Linked DNA regions of Mus musculus: all the other regions are linked to region 1. The links are chromatin loops, found by intact Hi-C in ENCODE. Cell type or tissue: heart. All regions are shown on one strand. Each heading gives the region's core, and the rest is flanking DNA. Links, peaks and the distances in the headings are about the cores only. Region 1 has its middle 39 kb from the start of Gm52731. Region 2 holds the start of Col15a1 (collagen, type XV, alpha 1). Region 3 overlaps Col15a1 (collagen, type XV, alpha 1).

Region 1 (7,317 bases), core at 1,514-6,513:
CAAAAGCAGCTAGAGCCATGAGTCCCACCGTGTGTTTTCTTTGATTGGTGGTTTAGTCCCAGGGAGTTCTGTTGGTACTGGTTAGTTCATATTGTTCCTCCTATGGGGCTGCAAACCCCTTCAGCTCTTGGGTACATTCTCTAGCTCCTTCATTGGGGACCCTGTGCTCTGTCCAATGAATGGCTGTGAGCATCCACCTCTGTATTTGCCAGGCACTGACAGATCCTCTCAGGAGACAGCTTTATCAGGCTCCTGGATGGTAATTCCTTCAGTCTCTGCTCCAAATTTTGTCTCTGTAACTCCTTCCATGGGAATTTTGCTCCTCCTTCTAAGAAGGATCGAAGTATCCACACTTTGATCTTCCTTCTTCTTGAGTTTCATGTGTTTTGCAAATTGTATCTTGGGTAATCTTAGTCTGAGTTTTCTTATTGGTGGGTTGAGGCTCTTTGTATTTAAGGTTATTGTAGAGCAGAGTTTGCGACTTCATATTATTTTGTTAGTTGACATTCTGGTTGGTTGACTTACTGCTTTCCCTTCCTCACTCCCTGTTAGTTTTAGGGGTTTGCTGTAGTTGACATGAACAACCCATTCCTGACTCTTTTCTTCATCCTTCACTGTGTGTCCTGTCCTGTGTCCTCATAGTTGGACTGATCTCTCTTCTTCCTCCCTATACAAAAGTCCTTTAAGGCTTGTCTTCAGTGTCTGCTTAGTTATTAATCAAATTAAGTTGTATTATCACCATAGTATGTGGGGTGAGGACAGCTAGTTTCCGTAGTTCAGACACGTTAAATCAGTGTGTCCTCCTGATGAGAAGAACTTCTTGTCACTGATTGCTTTCTTCCAGAAATTCCTGGCAGAGTCTGCCCACCTATCTGAAGGAAGTTATCATCCTGTCCCTAGGGAGTTAAGAACAGAGTTCCTGTCCCTTGCCTGATGCGTTGATGGATCACACTGAGCTCACACTGTGAGTTTGCCTACATGGCACTTGAGGCTGGGGCAGAGAGAGAGGAGGTGGTGTTTCCTATAGCTCAGGTTGGCCTCAGACTCACTATGTGGCTGAGCCTGGCTTTGGATTCCTGACCGTCTGGTCTACAGCTCCTAAGTGCTGGGATTATAGGTGTGAGCCACCTCATCTGGTGGCATGCAGGATTTTTAACTGTTCTCTATAGGCCAATGTGCACAAGCCTTGAAAACTGTGCTCAATGAAAAAAGCCAAACTTACTTGGCCTCATGTTCAATGGTATGGAAAAAAAATATAGAAAACGCAAATTCGCAGAGAGAGAGAGAAGATAGATCTTTGTCTGCCGGGGGCGGGGGAGGGGGCAGGGGCGGGGGGCGGGGCGGGACAGGGGCAGGGGCGGGGCAGGGGCGGGGTAGGGCTGGGCATATTAGAACAGAACTGACTGCCACAGACTGAGGATTTCTCTGAAAGCCATGAAATAATCAGGAATTTGATGGTGAAGGCACAGCAGAATAGATGAAAAATGTTAAAACAGCAAAATTCACAATTTATCTCCTTTTGCTTTTTCCGTTTTTTTTTTTTTTTTTCTTTTGAGACATGGTCTCACTCGGTAGCTCGGGCTGATTTGAAACTCACTCTTTTAAAATTTTGTTTATTTCTTTTTTGAAGCTGGACTGACGTAGCCAGTACGTCTACCCATTGACTCACCTCTACTCCCTTGAAATTCACTCACCCTTAGCCCAGGCTGGTCTTGAACTTGCAGTGGTATTCTTGCCTCAGCAGCTCAATGGTTGACATTAGAGGCATGAACCACCATGCCAGGATCACATCTTAGTTCTTTTTAAACCTATATGCCATAAATATCTAGGGTGAGTGAGTTTCATCTCTTCTCAGTGGACCCTGCCATTATGTCTTAAGTTCCAAGAACCTCAGAGTGTGTCCTGAGCAAATCCACCCCCAAGATCCTTCCATGCTAAGGCAGGATGGCTGGGGACACGGCTCCTCAGTTTAGGATGTGGGTCCTAGACATGTTCTGTCTGGAAGAGCCACCCAGACATCCATGATTGGTAGATCTGGTCATTATCCCCCAGGACTCTAGTCTGTTTTCCGTTTACACTTTTCAGCAGGAATGTGCTGAGCACACCCCTCCCCCATCCCGTGGGTGGATCTCGCTCCATGGCTTCAGGGTTTGTCTGAGCTCTTGGTTCCTAAACCATGACCTTGAGCTCAGGAGGCTGGACCTTCTCCCAGAACTCCATCCAAACCACTTTCCACCAACTCTGAGTGAGCTGGCCTTCATCAATCTGATATGAGGAGGAAAGCTAGAGAAGGCGTATCAGACCAGGAAGGAACCTTCTAGATTAATCATCAGCCACCCCTACTCCCCTCCACAATCACCATTCCTTGGACAAGGTCCAGAGCAGAGAAGGAGCCATCCCTGAGTCACCCACAAAGTAAACGAGGAAACAAAATATCAGATCTCTGTGTCCCGGTCCCTGAAGCACATGGAGCCTTACAGCCAATTATTTCTGTTGCAACATCAGCCTCAGTAACTCCAATCCCATTAAACAATCTCCCACACAATGAAAAGCAAATGGACTGGCCCTCGGCCAGCCCCAGGACAAGGGGCTCACTCTCCCAAGACCGTGCTGACAAAGTTACAGTCTCAAACCATGTTGAGAACAAGTCCCTCAGGCAGGCACTTTCTTTGTGGCAGAAGCTCAGCTCACTCAGGGTTGCCGCTGGGATTAGAAGAGGCTCGGGTTTCTGTAGAGCAAATCTCATGGTCTCATAAAACATCATGGTGGAAAGGGATTTTCTGTCACACAGGCAGTGCAGCAATGGCCTCTGTGGTGGTCCATTCCCTGTAAGTTAGCTAACCAACTAGTACTTGTTACACACCTTCAGTCTGCTACCCATACTGGGCACTGGGGCCTGGGTTCGAATCAAGCAGAAAATCTGCCCTTAAAAGCTCTCAGTGTCTTTGAAGGAAGACAAGGCAGAGAGATTCAGCAGAACACTGTGCTGATGCAGCAATGCTCTAGATTTGCTTTGGGGGCCAGAGAAGGCTCCTGTGTCCAACAGATGGTGGTTAAGTTGCACCTTGAAAGTTTCCAGTAGTCTAGGAGATGGGCTCTTGATCCCGATCACTCTGTCTCCACCTCTGAGCCATAAGGAGCAAAGGTGCCTGGTATATTTGTGGAGGGGAGAAAGCCAGAGGTAACAGGACACCACACTGAGCCATGTCCTATTGGGCAGTTCCCACTGGGGTCTCAGCCCTAAAAACTGGGCCTTATGGAATGGAAGTAGGGTCCTGTGTACTATCCTGTCTGAGGTCCTAGCTCCTGGCACGGTGCTTAGCTCAGTCAGCTCAGTGACTTTCCTCCACGGAATGGGTGAATGCAAAGAAGAGTTAATGATGCTGTAAACTCCAGGCTGCAGCAAGCACCATGCTGCATGCTTACCATACACCAAAAAAATAAAAGAAAGAAAGATAATGCTTAAGAACTTTATCAGTCATATCACTAATATCAATACCACCAGCCTGGGGAGATGAGAGGACTGGGCAGAGAGGCAAGAGATTATGTGTCTAAGTTCACATGGCTAAGAAGATGCTTAGCAAAGTTCAAACCAGACCACTGTCATTTGTGTGCCACCTCTCCTGTGTGTGCTTAGCTCCTGATGCTTCCACATAGAACCCCTACCTGCAATAATCCCCACCTCCTCCTGCAGTGGGAGGAGCCATTCGAGAAGAGATCTGGATCAATGAGGAGCTTTGATTATCAGATCCACATCAATCTAGGGAGGGTGGAAGTTTCCTCAGCCTAAAGGGTTGTGCCCAGGCTCCTTACAACACAGCATGAAGATGAGCTTCTCTGTGGACGCAGGCTGTGGCAGACATGCTGGAAAGTGGACCCTGCCATCTTCTCTGCTCTGTGCCCTTACAGGCAAAGCCAGACACTCCCCAAATGGCAAGAAAGGCAAACCCACAGGGATAATGCTTGTCATAGTCTCAAACATCTGGCTCTTTTCTGTGCTCTAAATTTGGACCAAGTAGACGTCCACTTCCTCCTAATCAAGATAAGCCCAGACCAAGGCCCTACACAATCCTGCTGGGTCACTTAATTGCCTTCCTCTTGGGAATCCTGAGCCAGCCGTGGGGAAATTTTCAGCTAAGACAAAGAATGGAGGTCAACCCCTTGTTGCATCCTAATGACTTTTACAGACCAGTGAGCCACGGGAGAGTCTATTCCAGTCAAAGGACCTGTGGGTTTTCTTTTCTTTTCTTTTTAAAGAAGAGACTGTATTTTAAGATTTTCCAGGTCATGGAAAAACAGACGCAAAGAACACCAGTATGACAGTGTTCCATCCCATTGTTGTCTAAATAAAGCCAGATCAAGTTCACTCAAGAGGCCAATTCTCTAAACCACCAGAAAGTGACCCTCTGAGAGTGGTGGTGGGACACATGCCACCTCGAGTCACCGCCCTTCTTGTGGCTGGTCACAAGTTTGGTATTAACTGTACTTTCCATTTTAAAACTTTCTTTTATTCTGACTATAAAAGTAGTACTTTTATAAAGTTACTGTTGAAACTTTGGAACATTAAGAGAAAACAAAGAAATGGATAATACAAAAAAAAATCCTTCAGCCAACTATTAGTGAATGTGACCTCTTTAAAAGACAAAAATCAAGATCACGGTGTATAAAGAGTTTAAATTTTTTCCACTTAGTGTTATCAATAGCATGATCAACTATGCTCAATACTCTCCAAATGTGTGCAATTCAAACGAGATAAATGATAGCAGATTTCTGAGTGTAAGTGGCTTGCCGCCCTGAGGACATTTTGGTAGTGTCCAGTTTCCTGAGGGATGATCTTAAAGAAGCATTTCTGTCTTAATGGCTAAGCATACCTTTGGGAATTGGGATCCCTAAAGGAAAGGAAGTGAAACCCTGAAGTTCTGATGGATATTCCCCAATCGCCTCCATCCTGTTTAAGAAGTGTCCACTGACCAACACAGGGCATTGAGTTCCAGGTACAAAGACACAGGGGTAGAGGCAAAGAACCCAGCATTTTGCCTGAGGGAACCATGACCTATTGCGGGCATCCCTTGTCCTTGCACCAGCTCTGGGTGAGAATGCTTGCCTCCCTAGCTTCTCTTTGACCCCATGGTCTTATTTGAGGGCCACCTGTTTGGTTCTGGTTTTGCTTTCGTTTTTCAAAGGTAGGGTCTCATTGAGCTTCAAAGTCAATGTGGAACTGGATTAAACTGGATCTCTCAGTTCAAAACACTTCCCAGCCCTTTCTGTCTCTCCCTCGAGGGCGCCTGGATCAATGCTCTGTGCCACCACACCCCACTGACAACGGTATTTTTATAAAATTAAGTCTCAGCAACTCAATCATTTTTAAATATCCTTTCACTGTTGTTTTTATTTGCTGCTCACTGATACCCTTTCCCAAGGGTTAGGAACTCTGCCTGTCCCTGTGTCTGTCCCTTTCCATGTGTCTCTTTCTTATGTAGGTGCATGTGAGACTAGTCTGCTCGTGTGCTTTTTGTTTTGAGACAGGGTTTCCTTATGTAGGCCCAGCTGTCCTGGGCTATGTAAACAAGTTTGGCCTTAAGTGTACAAAGCCACCTTTGCCTCCCAAGTGCTGGAACTGAAAGCATGAGCTGCTTCCCAGCTAGACTTTTCAAAATTATTAAGATGTTTGTTTATTCTCGTTTGCAAAAGCTTTTAATATAGTCCTTAGTTGTCACCTGGCACGGTTTTTAGATTATTTTTATTTTATGGGTATAAGAGTTTTGTCTGTTTGTATATGCATCACATGAGTGCAGAGCTCGTAGAGAGGCCGGAAGATGTCAAATCTCGTGAAAATGGAGTTACAGATGGTTGTGAGCTACCTTGTAGGTGCTGGGAACTGAACCCCAGTCCTCTGCAAGAGCAGCTCATGCTCTTAGCCACTGGGCCATCCCTGCAGACCCTCTGTTTGATATAGTTTACAAAAGTTTTCCATTTCTGTTTTGAGGTCTATGCTGCTTTCTGTTTTAGTTTCATCTTCTGTGGCTGTGATAAAATATCCTGGGGAGAAAACAACTTGGGGAGAAAGTGTTTATTCAGTTTAGAGCTTCAGGTTCAGTCCATCATTGTGGGGAGGCCAAGGCAGCAGAAACTTGAAGCAGTTAGCCCATCACATCCATAGTCAAGAACAGAGAGGAAGCCGGGCGTGGTGGTGCACGCCTTTAATCCCAGAACTCAGGAGGCAGAGGCAGGCAGATTTCTGAGTTCGAGGCCAGCCTGGTCTACAGAGTGAGCTTCAGGACAGCCAGGGCTACACAGAGAAACCCTGTCTCGAAAAACAAAACAAAACAAAAACAAAAGAACAGAGAGGAATAAATTCGATACTGGGCAAATAGTGTACCCTGAGATATCGTGGATATCTTTGAGCATACATATATTCTGTTTCATCAGCCCATATTCATTAATATAGAAACAACATTCCTTCCCCAACAAAATGAAAGTCCTTCCATGCTCAAATAAAATTAAATGCATATTTAGGCTCAGGTTCCCTTCTCCATTCTCACACAGTTCAAAATCCCCCACCTAGAGAATGGTGCTACTCACAGTGGTTTTCCTCCTTTAGTTAATGAAATCCAGATATTCCCTTACAGCTAAACTCACAGGCCAGCACAATTCAGACAATCCCTTACAGAGACCCTTCTCCTCCTCCTTGATGATGAGTCTCTATATATAGTGTTAAATTGATATTAAAACAATCCATCACAGTCCTTATCTGTCCCCCCTCTCGCCATCTGGAGCTTGGTATCAGATCTGACAGTGTAGGAGTGAACAGAAACAGACATGATCCCACACAGCATGGTTGGTCACTTAGTAACTCAAGTGAGCAAACATCCCTAAAGGAGAGGTGAAGCCTGGGGGAAATGGAAGGCAAAGATGTGGGAAGGTCTCTCAATGGCTAGAAGTACAGCATGCGTCTAGGTACAGCTTCTGAGAAACACAGGAAGGGACCTAGAAATGTCCTTAAGAAAAAGCCTCCAGGGGATACATGTGGTAGCAGAAGGAAGGGAAGAGGTTATACAAGCAGGTGATCTCCTAGAAAGCCTATCCTCAGGTGTAGTTGGGCCAGATAAAAAAAATCTCATAGTTCTGTGTGACCCTGCCTGTCCCCTGGGGATCACTGGCCAATATGGTCCTCGAGGACACTGAGAGCCGAGATGATGGATGGGGGGGGGGGGAGCAGCATTCCAGAAGCCCTGTGAGTGACATTCCCAGAACCAGCTGTGGGCAGCCAGATCAGCTTCACTTGGGATGATTCAAGGCTTGTATAATTTGGGGGAC
Region 2 (7,317 bases), core at 1,300-6,299, 59 kb before region 1:
AAAAACTGACCCTAGTGTACACTGTAACACCAGTACTGGGCAGGTAGCTCCCTAGGGCTAGCTGGACAGGCAGTCTACACTGACAGGTGAGAGACAGTCTACACTGACAGGTGAGAGACAGTCTACACTGACAGGTGAGAGACCTTGTCTTAAAAGAACAAGATGATGGTGTGCACACATACACATAAACCCACACTCACACACAGAGAGAAGAGAAACACATACACATAGGCACGAGCTAGGAAAATACAAATACAGGCTTCATTAGGATTCTACCTGGCGCCTGTTAGAAATGTTGACATTAAATGCAGTGATGAGGCCAGATGCTGGCCGGGATGTGAGGATGGGGACTCTCACTTCCTGATGCCCACAACAGAGAAAGGCATGCCAGCCATACCTGCTTATGTGGAAAATATTCACCCCTGTGACCCTGCACCCCATCTGGATAGGAAACTAAAGAAAATGCCTCCTACACACATGTCCTGAGATGCACACGACAACAGTCATACCCCACTGTCAGATTCCACAGGTACATGACAGCCCATGTGCTGCTGAAAATAAAACGGAAAACTCACAGCAGGTACAGTCACGGAGGGCACTATTATACCACAGAGCAAACAATTTGCCTCACACAGGAATCTCAAAACCTTAATATTCAGAGAAAACTAGAAACTGAAAAATATATCCCTTGTGGAAAAGGCTCAAAGTCAAATAAGATAGAGCCCAGGCATTTAGGGATGTGCGTTTAGGTTGTCTTCTTTTTTCAATGAGCAGATCTGACAACTATAAAGGTCCAGGTGACAATCACCCCTGAGAGGTAGGGAACCCCACCCCTAACCAGGGCAGGTCAAAACCTCGGGTGTTCTGCTTCCTACTATTTCAGCTGGGCTGGACTTTCAAGGCGCACTCTTAGGTGAAGGTGTTCCCTCAGGAGAAAGCAAAGGAAGCAGATGATTTGAACACACCAGTACCTTATTAACAGGCACAACAATACCTGCTTCAGCAGCCATTCCAACCTCCAAAACAGCAGCCATTTCAAACCAGCTATTTCACTGGGAGAGAGCTTGCAATGTTGGCCAGCAGCCTTGCCCTGACCCTTCAGAAACACAAGAGGCCATGACGGAGGAGCCCTCAGGATGAGAGAAATATGGAATGAGATGTGACCTTTTCTTTCTACCTGTAAACTCAGAGCCTCCTAGGGGAGATCTGGGCCTGGCTCCTTCCTATTCCCAGTCTGCAGGAGGCCTGGCTGAGTGTGTGCTCAATCTGTTTGCTGAACCAGATGGCGTAAATACTGTTTTATTGTCCAGTGTTCAAAACTAGAAGAAACACAGAGCTGAGCAAATCTTGCCATCCCATCTCAGAGATGGTAAAATAGAGGCTCAGAAGGAGACTTTAGTCATCTCAGCTTACTGAAAGAATGGGTCCATGATAAAGCCTGGGTTTTCCAATCCTCAAAACTGGGTCATGGAGGAGCAAAGATCTACTTAGTAATAAATCCACTATCTGAAGATTACCATATGCCTGTGTTCCATCCCCACCATAGGAGCTTTGCCTATGGTGGCATTCAGGGACAGCACAGACAATAGAGCTGGAAACCCAGAGGAGCAGCCAGGACTCAGAACAGCCTTCCCAAGGCAGCCAGTACTTGATGGGGCTGGCAGTCTGGAAGTGGCCACCCATGTGCAGGCTCTATGTCCGGGAACCAGACAAGAAGTTTCACCCACCTGAGATTGGATGTCTGCAAAGTGCATTCGTTTTTGTTTTCCTAAGCAGGTTTGCTGAGGTCTGCAGTGTTGCTCGTGCTGAAGACAGTGAAGTGAGGTAAGGCATCGGTGTGGCAGCACAGCACCTCAGCCCAGGCCTTACAAAGTCCCCAGCTGCCCATTTTAGTCACCCCTGCTCTCTCCCCTAGGCCTAAGCAATTAAGGATACCTTCCATCTCTGTGGCTTTTTCCCCTTTAAGGAAGTTTGTTAGTGGACTCGGGTAACTTGCAGGTTTTTACCTGGCCACCTTCACTTACCATACTGTAGCATGGGTCTGTGCTCCCTCACTTTTTATTGTTGAATAATATTTCGCTAGTGGATATACCATGATTTATTCATTTGTTTAGCAGTTAATGACCCAGCTTCTTTCTATACTTTGCCATTATGTATAATGCCATTATGAACGGCTACATAAAAGTTTTTGAGTGGGCATATGATTTGTCTTTCACTTGAATAGACATTAAAGGAGTAGAGTCACTAGATGGTGGTGTAATCAATATTTAGTATTTAAGAAGCTGCCTAGCTACTGGGGAAATGACACAAGCTTAACCATTTAGTTTAGTGGTCAAGAGCATAGATTCTTCCAGCTGGACTTCTACCAATGAAGGCCAAGTGCTCATGGACAAATGAGCCTTGGTATCGCTGTCTGTGAAGCCGCATCTATGGGGCTGGTGTGAACTCTGCTGTTGCCTATAAAGCTATAAAGGCTTGGGGGGGTGTGTCCATTGAAATATAGTCTAGCTAAGTAGCCCAGGCCAGCCTTGAACTGACAATCCTCTTGCCTTAGCATTGCAAATGCTGGGATTACAAACATGTGCCACCATGTTCAGCAAACCTTTCTTGTCTTCTTCCTTCCTTCCTTCCTTCCTTCCTTCCTTCCTTCCTTCCTTCCTTCCTTCCTTCCCTCTTCTTTTCCTAACAGCCAGTTGAACCGTGGCCCTGAGGGGGAATGTCCCTCAGAGCCCACAGACTTGCAGTCTACCACAGAACAACTGTGGTACAACTACCTTGGAACAACTGAGTGGCTTTAGGATAATTGCAGCCCCTCCTGGGCCTCTTCTCTTAGTAAGGAGATGGGAAGCACAGCAGGATATAAGAGCTTTGGAGGTGGACCGGACTCCTCTCATGAGGAGGACACTCCCTTTAGAGCATTCACCGGGAACTGGGGGACCTTAAGGCCATCTCTGTCTGGGAAACTCTTTTGATTGATGGTTGACAGCAAAGTCTCTGGAGTAAGAGTACCTGGATCAAATCCTACTCTAGACTCTTAGAAAGCTAGGACTTGGATTCAGTGTGCTCAGAATAGGATATCTTAAGTCCTTAGTCTCCAGCTCCTGGGATAGTGACTGAGACAGGAACTCATTCAGACCTCATTCAATGCAAGGCTGAGTAAGAATTAACCGTGTAAACCTCATGCAAGATCTATACAGCTCAGGGCTCCAGGAGCCCTCTTCAAATCCCAAAGGGGCATTGGATGTCATCAGCTGCCCTCTGCTGCTGACTTGGCAAAGCCCTATGTCATATGGGAAATTGCAAGGTTTCCACACTGGCTATCCTTGGGAGAAGCCAGAACTCTGCTCCAACTGCCCTTTGATCTGCAAGAAACACCAGGCTGGGCGCCCTGGCAGGAAAAGCTATCATTGCATCTGCGCCTTGCTCCCTTGCAGATCACGGGCGGAGTGATACCAGGCATTTTCAAGTAACTACGGAGTCAAACAAGACCACCAATCCTGGACCAGCTTCCTAGGGGACTATACAACACTTCTCCGCCTTCACTGTTTTCAACTGGGCTATGCGCTACTTCTCTAAGTCCAAAGCGGGTCAGGGCTGTTGTTCCAAAAGCCTGGTTTTGCTGAGTACATAATGCAAAGGCTGAGCAGGGACAGGAACCTGCCCAACTGGGTTTGAGTTCTGGCTTTCATAGTTGCCACTTCCTAAGCCTCCCCAACAATGCTTTCCAACACAGGCACTCCTGAGAAGAGCAAGGTATCTTTCCGACACTTATTCTCATGGAAAGGACATTATTTCCCATCTGTCCGTTACACTTCTCAACGCTTCTGGAACAATGAGGGTCTAGTTTACCAGATCTTCTCAGATGAGGAAACTGAGGCATGCAGAGTGAAAAAATGTTGCCCACAGTCACCCAACAGAGGCGCAATTCACACCGGCAGTTCGACTTTAAGTCAGACCCACTTTAATCCAACAGCTTCTGAGTCCTCTCAGGGGAAACTGAGGCCCATAGAAGAGAAAGAAAGATCAGTTTCTCAGGCTTAGTCCATCATCCACTGCGCCTCTGTCCGGCAGGGATGGGGACCTCTAGTGACTCAGGCTGAACCAAACACGCTAGCGACTCTGTTCTGTTATGTCAGGAACGACTAGGATGTCAAGGTATCCCTGCCGAAGACCATGTTTTCCCATGGACTGAGTGTACATGGGACCTGCTCACCCTACAGCCCAGTGCGCACGACCTCAGCGCGGGAGCCCAGCGCGCTTTGGGATAGTTTGGCAGTGTGTTGTCACTGTACAGCTAAAACCCCTCTCTGCCCGCTCTGGTGAGCCACGTCCAGCCCAGACACTCTTGTGTGCCTTCGCTGAGGCAATCATCTCAGCGCCTAGGAACCCGGGGGGCCCGGGAGGACCCAGGGCAAGACGGCTGTGCGCCGCGCCAAGCAAGTACTCCCTTTTATGTCCAGGAATGAGGCGCCGTAGCACCCGGGCGCGCAAACCCAAGCGGCTGTGGCTTACCTGTCGCAGCGCGGGTCTGCAGGACAGCGGAGAGCAGCGCGGAGATGATGGAGAGCAGCCACCTCGGGCGCCGGCCCTGCGCGGTCCTCCTGCAAGAAGCGGTGGCAGAGAAGGTGAGGCGGCGGCTAGGAGGTGAGGCGAAGGTGCAGGGGGAGCGGGGCGCGGGTCCTACCTGTGTGTCATGGTGCAGCCGCCGGACCCCAGCTGTACTTCGCCCGCGGAACAAAGGCTGCGCTCGGTGGCGACGGCGGGATCCCCGCTGCTGCCCGCGCCTGAGTCACCCGCGCTCTGAAACCCGACTCCGCCGCGCCCTGCGCTCCCCCACGCGCGGTGCCCCACCTCGCCGCCGGTCCCCGCTGCGCCTCCCCACGCCCCCTTCTTCCCGCCACCCCAGAGCCTTATGTAACCCGCGAGGAAAGCCCCGCATGCAGACGCAGAGCTCCACAACCCAGGGCCGGCTGGGATCGCTGGGGTTTCCTTACATGACAGACTAGGCTATTGAGATTCAGAGGGGAGTGGCAGTGTCCCAAAGCTACGCGGTTGAAGTCGCTCCTGGTTGCTGTGCCACACCCAGCAGGCCAGCCAAGATCCCACTTGCATGCCCCAGAGTAACACGGTGGGGACGGAAGTCATACACAGAGCGAGGACTTTGAAGGACTCGTGGGGTGTGCTCTGAATATTTTGGAATCCCAAAACCTTGACCAAGGGGAACTGAAGTCCAGAGAAGCCAAACGATTTACCAAGGCATCCATCCAGTGAGCCACACAAGAGAATCAACATTGAAGAAAAGAGTAAGGTCTCAATGTTGACCTAGGCACATAGAGTCAGGTGTGTTACCTGCCCGCTGGGAACAAGACACCCTTTAACTAACAAGCAACACAGAAGGCAGGAATTGGGAGCTTAGCTCTTGAAAAACGCTATCCTTAGGAGCTCTTGCAGTTACTAACTAGTGCACTGCAGGAAACGTGGGGGTGAGGACACACCACAAGGGTCAAGACAGGCAGAGCCATTGGCTTTTAAGGGACCGAGGCACCGGAAGCCAGGAGGGCTCCAAGGAACTAACAAGGAAGTTAGGGGGCATTCTAAGGATACTGCCCACTTAAGGTGGCTTTGACATCTGTTCACCCTGTCTATGGATTTGAACTCTCGTTCCCCTTTTGTGCCTTCTGTGATGGGTATAACACTTGTTACAAATGATTAACCATGGGGAATTGGCTTTCTTGGGTCTGGATTTCTCTATTACTTGTAAAATGCACCAGCCAGATCTGTAACTGACTTCCTAGATAGATTTACCTAAGGAAATTGTCGCACCCAAGGTTGTTCTGTTTGACAGTTAGAGCCAGTGGCTATAAACAGGTGGCCTGGGTCTCCATGTGGTCCGCAGATAAGTTTGGTCAGTGATAGCTTCCAAATTAAAAAGTTAATAATAACAACATTTTATAATTATGAACTGTTTATTAAGATCCATATTTTGTAGGGCTGGAAGGATGGCTCAGGGGTTAAAAGCATGTAGTGCTCTCGAAGAGAACCCAAGGTCCAGGCACCCACATAGAGTAGGCTACAATCACCAGCAACTCTAGTTCCTGCGACCTAACACCCTCCTCTGGCCTCTGTGGGCACTCCTACATGCATGTACATACAAATATATGCACACAAATTGAAAAACCAAATTTGTGGACTATTAGAATTCAGGTAGACCTGATGACATGGAACCTGCATTTTTGATGTCAGATTTTATTGGAATTTCATCAGTTGGGCAATATCCTCCAGTTTACCATGGTTGCCACCATTTTCTGCTTCACCCATCAACAAGACAAAGGACCAGTCCTACTTAATACCACACTTGAAGTCTGTCTTTGCTCATAAGTCAGAGTGAAACTGGATTGAGAGCTTACCACCCTGTTCCAAACGAGCAAACAAGGGGTCTATGGAGAGACGGCCGTGTCTAAATGAGATAGGGAAGAGCTTATGTTTAATACACAGATACAGTTTGGTTACACATATAAGATGACTTTATGCCACAAGCCTGACCTGCCCCAGGAGGAAGGTACATCCTGTATTCAGCTGATGGGGCTTGACTGTGGTTCAACTCATCAGTGCTGGATACTGCAGTAGATTCCTTTACCGCCCTCTCAGAGAAGTCCTGTGTACACATTTGTTGTTTCTAGGTAAGCACCCGAGACCCAGCTCCTTGAAATCTAAAGACAAAGATCCCCTTGGGTCTTCTCTCATGTGGTGACTGGAAACAGAACCTGGCCGATCGTACTGGTTTACTTCTCCTTCACCTGGAAAAGGCAAGCAAGATTGTTGTGTTGAAATTTGGCCTGAAGGTGGGAGTTATGGCCTAAGACCGGAGATATCTCAGGCCTAGGAGCTGAGAGGGAGCGGGAGAGGGTCCCCTGTGGGTGTGGGACTGATGGGGCAGGAAGCCAAGTGAGGCATTCCACCTCCTGTCAGACAGTGCTGCGAGGGCTTAAGTGATTTCCTTCCATTCAATGTGGAGTTGTAGAAATAGCCAAAAGGAAGCGTCATGTCATACCCCAGCTAGTCTAAATTGTTTACCACGGTTCAGGCCAATCTGCAAGACTGGGACGTGTGGAGACTGGGGATTTAATGTCCTGAATTCTCCAGAACTTGACTAAATGAGTAGACTGTCCATTTTCCTATAATCCAGCCAAATGTTCCAGGAGGCTCTGTCTGCAAGGGCATTCTTCAGACTGTCTCCAGCAGCTGGAAGGGCACTGGAACCTGGAAGGAGCACCCCAGACCTGGTCCGAGAAAAGGTTACCAAGACTCAGTGCACGG
Region 3 (7,317 bases), core at 1,215-6,214, 85 kb before region 1:
TGGGATGCAATCTGACACCTTCCAAAAGTACCAATGCATATGTATTCTTTGACCCAGTGTGAATGATAAAATATATTCACTCAAGGGAATTGGATGTAGCCTCCCGAATGCTGTGAGTCCTTAGGTAATGATCTGAGCAGTAGCCAGGATACAGTCAGTAAAAAGAAAAGAATAATTATCAGCAGGAAGCAGCATGTAGCAAATACATAAGCATGCAAAGGACGCTGAAGGCCATAGTCATGCTCTACATACGGCTCTTAGCCTCAATGAGCTACATGTGTAAGGTAGCCCAAGAGATGGTGCTGTCTAGAGGCTTCAAAGCTCTTAATTCAAGTATATCTGTCAAGTTCCCACATGCATAATCAATTTATATAGTAGAATATATTAGGATCTCTCCAGAAGGATTTCCAAGAAACTGGGGCTAGAAATCATGTCCAGATAGGAAGTAGAGAATGGAGGATAGATGACTCGCCTCTTCACTGGGTACCTTTACATTATACCAGTCACCTGGTGTGAAAAATAAAGATATTTATATATTCTTAAATCCTTGAATCTGTTTTTAGAAATTTAAGGGCTTGTGCCAGACATAGGGCATGTATCTTTAATCTCAGCATTCAGGAGACAGAGGCAGGTGGATTTCTATGAGTCTTGAGGCCAGTCTGGTCTACATAATGGGTTCCAGGATAGTCAGGATTACGTAGAGAGACCCTATCTTAAAGAGAGAGAAAGGAAGGAAATTTAACAACATGCTTTTTCATTGGGGTGAAGCCATCTTTGTAAGAAAGAAATGAAGAAGGAAGAAAGACCTACTCAGGTTTCCCCGCTCCCTGTCACAGCTCTAGATAAAACACCAAGCCCCAAGTATGTGACCCCTTCTTTGTCTTGTCCCCTCATCCCCTCCCCTCTCTTTTACTGGTAGGAGGGGAAGCTCTCTGGTGGGACCCTTCAGCGTCTGCAGAAGTTGTGGGTCCATTAGGGTAAGTGGGCTGGCTCACATCCAGGGCTCTATTTCTGCATAGAGTTCAGGGATCAGATAAGGGCTCACCTAGGCTTGCACATGGCCATCTCATGAATTCCTATTTCCAGGGATCTGTTTAAAGTGTTTTTCCATAATCCTATCAATCAACCTCCTTGCTTTATGGGCCAGGGAACTGATGGAGAGGAGGAAGAGACATGGTCATGAGGCATAGCAGCAGAATCTGGGGTTACCCAGACCCCAAATCATAAATCCCCCAAGATCCCTGGCTACCCAGCCTTTCTAGACACTGGCCCATAGTATGCCGGCTGGCAAAGGGGAGATGAAGAGGAAGCAGGCTGCAGTGGAGGACTCCTTTAACTTTGGTCAGAGCTGGGTTCCCCTCTAGCCTCTACCCTCTACCAAACATGCAGCCTTTGAGTAGATGACCAGGTTGACATGGGGCCTTCCTGCCCACTTCCCTTACGGAGATCCTATGGGATGGCGACATGGTGTCCAAGTTATCAGCAAGCTGTGCAGCTTGCAAGGCATAAACTTAGCAAAAGCTGTAGTCTGCAGACTCTCTCCACACACCCTCTCTGCTCCCACCTTCATCCGAAGATCCCAGACTAGCAAGAGAGGACAAGTGTGCAGAAGCTGGGCCACAGGCTCCGTTTCCATCGACTCAGAAAGAGAGCCACAGAGTCTGTTACAAGCCTTAGTCCTCAGCCTTGCTCTCAGCAGCCCCGCCTTCCTCCACAGGCATGGTCCCACGGCGGGCGCGGTATGGCGGGGAACGACCCCTGGCCTGGAGTGACCCACACTCAGGGCTGGGCCTGTGCCTGCTGGCTCATTTATCCCTGGCTTCCAGCGGAAAGGCCACCTGCTCAGGCAGCCACGAGGGGCGGGAAGGAGGAGCCTGGGAGCCAAGAGAAACAGGCTCGGCAATTTGGTCCATGACTTGTCCTGGGATGGCTTTGTGCTGGGGGCAAGGGAGAGAAGGAGGTCACAGCTGGTGGGAAGAAATCTCTCCATCTCGGAGCGACAAAGCCTGGAAGGCTGGGAACTCTGCTGGTGGGGGCTGCTAATGGGACTCTCTGGCCTGGGGTCATTGAAATGGCTCACACTTCTCCACAGATTTTAACATTTATCATAGGGCAATTTGAACAAAACTGTGTGTCTAGAACATTCAGCATACACTTCTCTCATTATTATAATTACCTTGTTATTTTTCCATGTAGTCCTTAAATTGGAGGTCAAACTGGCATGAATGGATCCCATCCTTGTCCGTGCGTGTGTGTGTGTGTGTGTGTGTGTGTGTGTGTGTGTGTGTGTGTGTACATTTGAATGAATGCATATGCAGAAGCTAGGGGCCAACCTTTCACTCCTCAGGAGCCACTGAGACTGGGTTTCCCCCTGGCCTGGGGCTCTCTGATTTGGCTAAGATGGGATTGCTGGCTAAACCAACATCCAGGCTCTGAGTCTGAAGTTCTAATGAGCATAGGTAGGGCCAGCCTCCAGCCTCCAGCCTCACCCTACAACCACCTGCGTGCTCATCCATCAACTAGATGTGCAAGCTCCTTCCATCCCAGGGAGCCTCTTCAGAAGCCACACAGCCTCAGGGCAAGCAGTGAACCCCCAGGCAGAAGAGGTGGGGCTCAAGTTCACTCAAGTTCTCAGCTGTGCTGCTCATGAGCTAACCCCTCCCTGTCTCAGAACCCCAATTTGCACCGGATTAAACAAGATGAGCTGTCTGTGTATAGCTGCTGACCCTCAAACACCTCATGGGCTTGACTTTAACTTCAGTCTTGCTCCTTTATTTCTTTAATGCATAGGAGTTTCATGGGGGATGTGGGGGGTTGGGCATTGCTCAAATAAAATCTGTCCCCATGCTGTGCCTCGTATAGTGCTGAAGATGTGGAGGGAGCTGAACCCAGACCAGAAGCTCATTATCTAGGAACGGTTAGCGGTTATCTGTTCATGCTATTTGCGAGCTCCAACGCTTTCAACCAACGCTTTTCAACCAACGCTTTCAATAGCTCCCTGGTTCCTTCAACACAGAGTCAAAATTCCATTCTGGGCACATCTGGGGTCAGGGGTAGAGCCTAGCATTTATGAGTTTCTGGATCTATCTTCAGTGGAGTGTGAGGGACACAGAAATTATCATCTTCTTACCCTCCCCTCTTTCCTTCCCTCCTTCTTCTCTTCTTTCTTCTGTTCTCATGCTGTTTTCTAAGTCACTATTATTTTTTAAAGTTTTTTATATGCATGAGTGTTTTGCCTGCATTTATGTCCCTGCACCATGAACATGCAATCTCTGCGGAGGTCAGAAGAGAATGTCTGATCCCCTGGAACTGGAACAAGAAATGGCTACAAGGCACTGTGTGGCTGCAGGGAGGTGAGCCCAGGTGCTCTGCCAGAGAGTGGGTGCTCTTAAGCACAGAGCTATCTATCTCTCCAGAACCCTAATACTATCTTTTGCATCTTCTCACCAGTATTTCCAGGCTCGGTCAATTGTACCCCAACACAAGGAATTCCACTTTCATCCTACAGGCATCCCTCCCTGTACAATCACAGGGTTTGGCAGAGCTGGTAGTCTGCAACGTGGCCTGAGGAAAGGAAGACAGACAGAAACAGCCTGGGCCTCTTGCCCTTGGAAAGTTCGGTGCAGAATCCTCAGTGATTTCAGGGTGGCCCCTCCCTAGGGCATAGGGAGAAATCATCAGAAGGCTTTAGAGAACACTGCAGAGGAAAATCTGAGCAGTCCCCACAGGGTGCCACTCTCTTCCCAAGGGTCCGGATGCCAGTTTCCATGGAAACCAGGAAAGAATCCTAACAGTGAAGAAACAAACTGGACTGGTAGGTTCAGCATTTGGAGGAGGCAAGAAACAAGATCCCTCCTCTGTGCCACAGACCCCTGGACACCTATATCTCCTTTTGCACTCCAGCCTCAGTTTCCCTTTCTGTGCACTGGGTTGGATCAGCCTTTCCATCTGTGGGGTCTCCTGTCTGGCCTTTGGAGCCTGATGTCCCTAGGGAACCGTATCTGGCTTTGCAAAGCTCTATCCCACAGATGACCATCTGGGACCTGAGCCCAGGGCTCTTGCTTGTCAGCATTTGAAGCCTCAAGAGACTTAGTTGCTTTCCTCTGGCACCAGGTCAAGGCTGGGATATGGAGAAGTCCCAAGAGCCTTGCTGCACAGCCAGGAACGCTCCACCACTGGGCTCGGCAGCGGCCCCTAGCGGCCACGCGGGGACCCGCGTCTTCTCAGAACTTACAGACCGGGGTCCGAGGAATACTGAGTGCTCTTGGCTTGGAGGAACCATGAGGAACCCAGATCCCAACCACAGAGATCTGAAAGCGGCCCCGGAAGCAGAGGCCCCGGAAGCAGAGGCCCCGGAAGCAGAGGCATGACATTATGCAGTACTCTGTGACCACGCTGAGCCTAGAACCCAGAGGAAGAGCTCTCATCCTGTTTTCCAACGTGGATTGCCTGGGGAGGCAAAGATATTCTTCTCTGTTTGGCAGAGCTTCCCATTCATGCCTAGAAAGCTGACAGAACACTTAGCTGCTCTTCATCTATGGTGTGTGTAGTCCCTCTGGTCAAGGACGCTCCATGGTGGTTGTAGCCTGGGCTACAGCCAGCAAGCAATCAAGGGGCCGTTCAGGGTAAGGTGGGAGTGACTGTCTTTAGAACCCTATCATGGCTCCTCCAGTCCAGAATTCCCTGTGTTTACCTCAACTATCGCTCTAAGGCTGAAGGAGGACCCCTATATCACCCTTGTCACTTCCCAGTTATCTTACTGGGAACAGCAATGCCCATCCTTCTTAGGATTATTAATATAGTTTGTTGTCAGTTCTGAATTTTGATTCTCCATTCTTCACAGATGCTAGGGAAAATCTGCATTGCTGGGCCTACCCTTAGCCTTTTTTACTTTTTATCTCAAGACATGGTTTCACTAAATTGCCCAAGCTGGCCTCAGCCTCCCCATAGCTGAAACCACATACAGGCCTCTGGTAACAGGTCCATCTAAGATTTTTTTTTCCTTGAACATTTATGCAGAAAACTGGCCCCAAGGACTAAGGCACACCCCACACCCGTCGTTTCTCTGGCTCTCACTGTCTGGAAAGAAAAGGCATGAGGAGTTTAACCAGCTGCAGACTTCTGAAAAAGAAATCTCTCTTTCTGTGGACAATATCCCCCAGTCCACACCCATCAAAGGCCACCTGCTTTCTTCTTGCTCACCTCCACTGCTGGAGAGCTCACTCCTAGTCAACAGCCCTAAGAAAATAATAAGTCTTCAAGGGTTTTGCTCAGGCTGAGCTAAGCCTATCCTCCCTGTGGCTGCCCCACCCTGCCAGCTGGCAGAGCTCTGGCCCCTGGGTAGACAAAAATGTCAACTTCCATACGGTGGTCTCTCAGATGTCACAAGGGTACTAGAAATGGCACTAGCCTTTAAGACAGCCTCCAATCACCAACTCCACACATGGCTTCAGAAGTCTCTTTGCTTCTTCCAAGTCTCTGGCTCAATATCTGCGAACTAGAGTCTGGCCTAAATGTTTTCCCAAGGCCCCTGCCAGGTCGGAGTGCCTCCAATCCCTCATCCTCCTCGTCTGCCTCCCAGTTTTTCTAACCACCCTAGGCAGCGATTCCTTCAGGCCTGGAAGAAATGACTCCTGCAGGGGCCAGGAGAACAGTTCTCCCACAGACTTCCTGGCCTCGCTAGAACTGGGAAGCAGCGGCGCCCTCGATAATGTCATCACACTCTGCCTGTAAAGAAAGCCAGCCCCACCCTGGAAGGAAACTGCAAGGACCCTCCAGCCTCAAGAGACCCTGGGACTACCTGACTCCCTACGTGAGGGACATGAACACAGCACGGTGCAAGAGGTTCTTAGACAAACCTACCTCCCAAAGCACTTCTTAGAAGAATGTTTTCCTGCCAGGGAAAAGTCCTGGGCCCACTTAGAAAGGAGACCTGGCCGGGCGGTGATCAAAGACCCCATTTTTCTGAATTACAGAAGAGCATTTTTCTCCAAGTAAACTGAGAACGCCTCTTCCTTTTTCCGGTTTTCATATATAGCAAAAGAATTTTCCTTCTCAATGAAGTTACTGTGTGAGCACTCCCTCAAGCAAGTCTTTCTCTCTCTCTCTCTCTCTCTCTCTCTCTCTCTCTCTCTCTGTCTCTCTCCTTTTCTCTCCTTCCCTCTCTCCTCTGCTCTAGACCCTCCATCTTCCCTCCCCCTTTCTATTCTAGAGAGGTTGGTTAGTAAGGGTCTAGGATCTGGGGTTTAGGGCTACAGTTTATTTCTCTGGTCTTAAACTGGCAAGTAGACCTGCCCAGTGGTAACCTCTTCAGCCTCCCAGTCATCCCCCCACCTGTCCCTCTCAGACTCTCTCACTTCTCACGAGAGATTCCTAGAGAGCAAGGGAACAGCTCACTCAGTCCAGGATCAGACATGAGACAGGAAGAGGGCTCTGCCCGCCCGCCGCATCCCGCTGCCTCCACTGTTCTCATGGCGTTTCCCATGGAAGCACCTTCTATGCTCCAGCACCTCACTGTCCTTCCGTGGAGCCACCCTCTTCCTATGCACTTGCTGCATCTTTTCGTGGGCTTCCAGGTGGACCACTCTAGCTTACCTCTCAGTCCCCAGCAAAGCCTTAACAAAAGTGATCTGGGAATGAACTGAGTGACAGGAGTCAATACTATCCATGGCCTTTTGCTATGGGCTTGTGCTGTGCCCAGAACTCAACAGTTTGCCAGTCCAGCTCCTCCTCATGCTTGATTCTCTACCTAGTGGAAAGAACTGTCAGTCTCGCTTCACATCTGGCAACCAGGATATAAATGGCAGGGTGACAAGGGCTGATGGTTGTTCCCCTCCCGATTGGTCTCAAGGAAGTAGAATTCTCTAGGCTTTGGCCTGGGTGGGTGTGATGCCCTGTCGAAGGTAACAGCCACAGGCAAGAGCCAGTTTCAACATCAGCTAGATATACACTGGGTCCTGTGTCTGCCACTAACCACTCGGGTGGCTAAGGGCTAGCCACTTGGCCTCTCTGAGCTGAGGCCTTCCAGTGTGTATTGTGTGGACATGATGGACCCTGGCTGAGAATATGAGATCCGTCACTCAGTGAACATCAGGATAAACACGGGGCCTGGCATACATGGATCACTTGGGTTATAGTCAGAGGCCTAGATAAGTTGATTTCTTGTTGACCTCTGCCCCCCCCCAACTCAACATACCATGTCCCAGATTAGCCTCACAAGCATCTTACATCTCTGAGACAGGAAGGAAAGAATGTGATTGGATGAATAGAGCCAGAAAGAAATAATCTGCAGAAAGCAAGCTTGCAGAACACGGCCAA

What was found. Peaks named below come from ENCODE experiments on the same cell type or tissue, not always from the same donor. Only the 100,000 strongest peaks of a DNase experiment are listed, where the experiment ranks them.
Region 2: a loop joins it to region 1, with 3.0 times the contacts of the local background. A loop is called at or near these places in 6 of 42 quality-filtered maps.
Region 3: a loop joins it to region 1, with 2.1 times the contacts of the local background. A loop is called at or near these places in 3 of 42 quality-filtered maps.

What each region holds. Positions count from the first base shown.
Region 1 is chr4:47,146,916-47,154,232 of GRCm38, reverse strand. No RefSeq gene overlaps it. Among named protein-coding and RNA genes, the nearest start is that of Gm52731, 39 kb to the right of the region's middle. In heart, for the core only: no CTCF peak of the experiment used is centred there; DNase peaks (open chromatin) are centred at 2,252 and 4,102.
Region 2 is chr4:47,205,730-47,213,046 of GRCm38, reverse strand. It overlaps Col15a1 (collagen, type XV, alpha 1), which reads right to left and starts at 5,035. Exons shown (of 40, transcript NM_009928.3): 1 at 4,685-5,035; 2 at 4,513-4,601. The coding sequence starts at 4,695. Gm12426 (a long non-coding RNA gene) reads left to right here and starts at 3,421. Exons shown (of 3, transcript XR_001784287.2): 1 at 3,421-3,753; 2 at 4,461-4,625; 3 at 6,681-7,317. In heart, for the core only: a CTCF peak has its summit at 4,083; DNase peaks (open chromatin) are centred at 4,098 and 4,916; H3K4me3 peaks cover 1,239 bases; H3K27ac peaks cover 611 bases; H3K27me3 peaks cover 4,764 bases.
Region 3 is chr4:47,231,908-47,239,224 of GRCm38, reverse strand. All of the region lies in intron 2 of Col15a1 (collagen, type XV, alpha 1), which reads right to left. The region is part of intron 3 of Gm32317 (a long non-coding RNA gene); the gene reads left to right. Among named protein-coding and RNA genes, the nearest start is that of Gm32317, 9.8 kb to the left of the region's middle. In heart, for the core only: a CTCF peak has its summit at 4,196 (motif pointing left); DNase peaks (open chromatin) are centred at 1,824, 3,614, 4,104 and 5,524; H3K27me3 peaks cover 723 bases.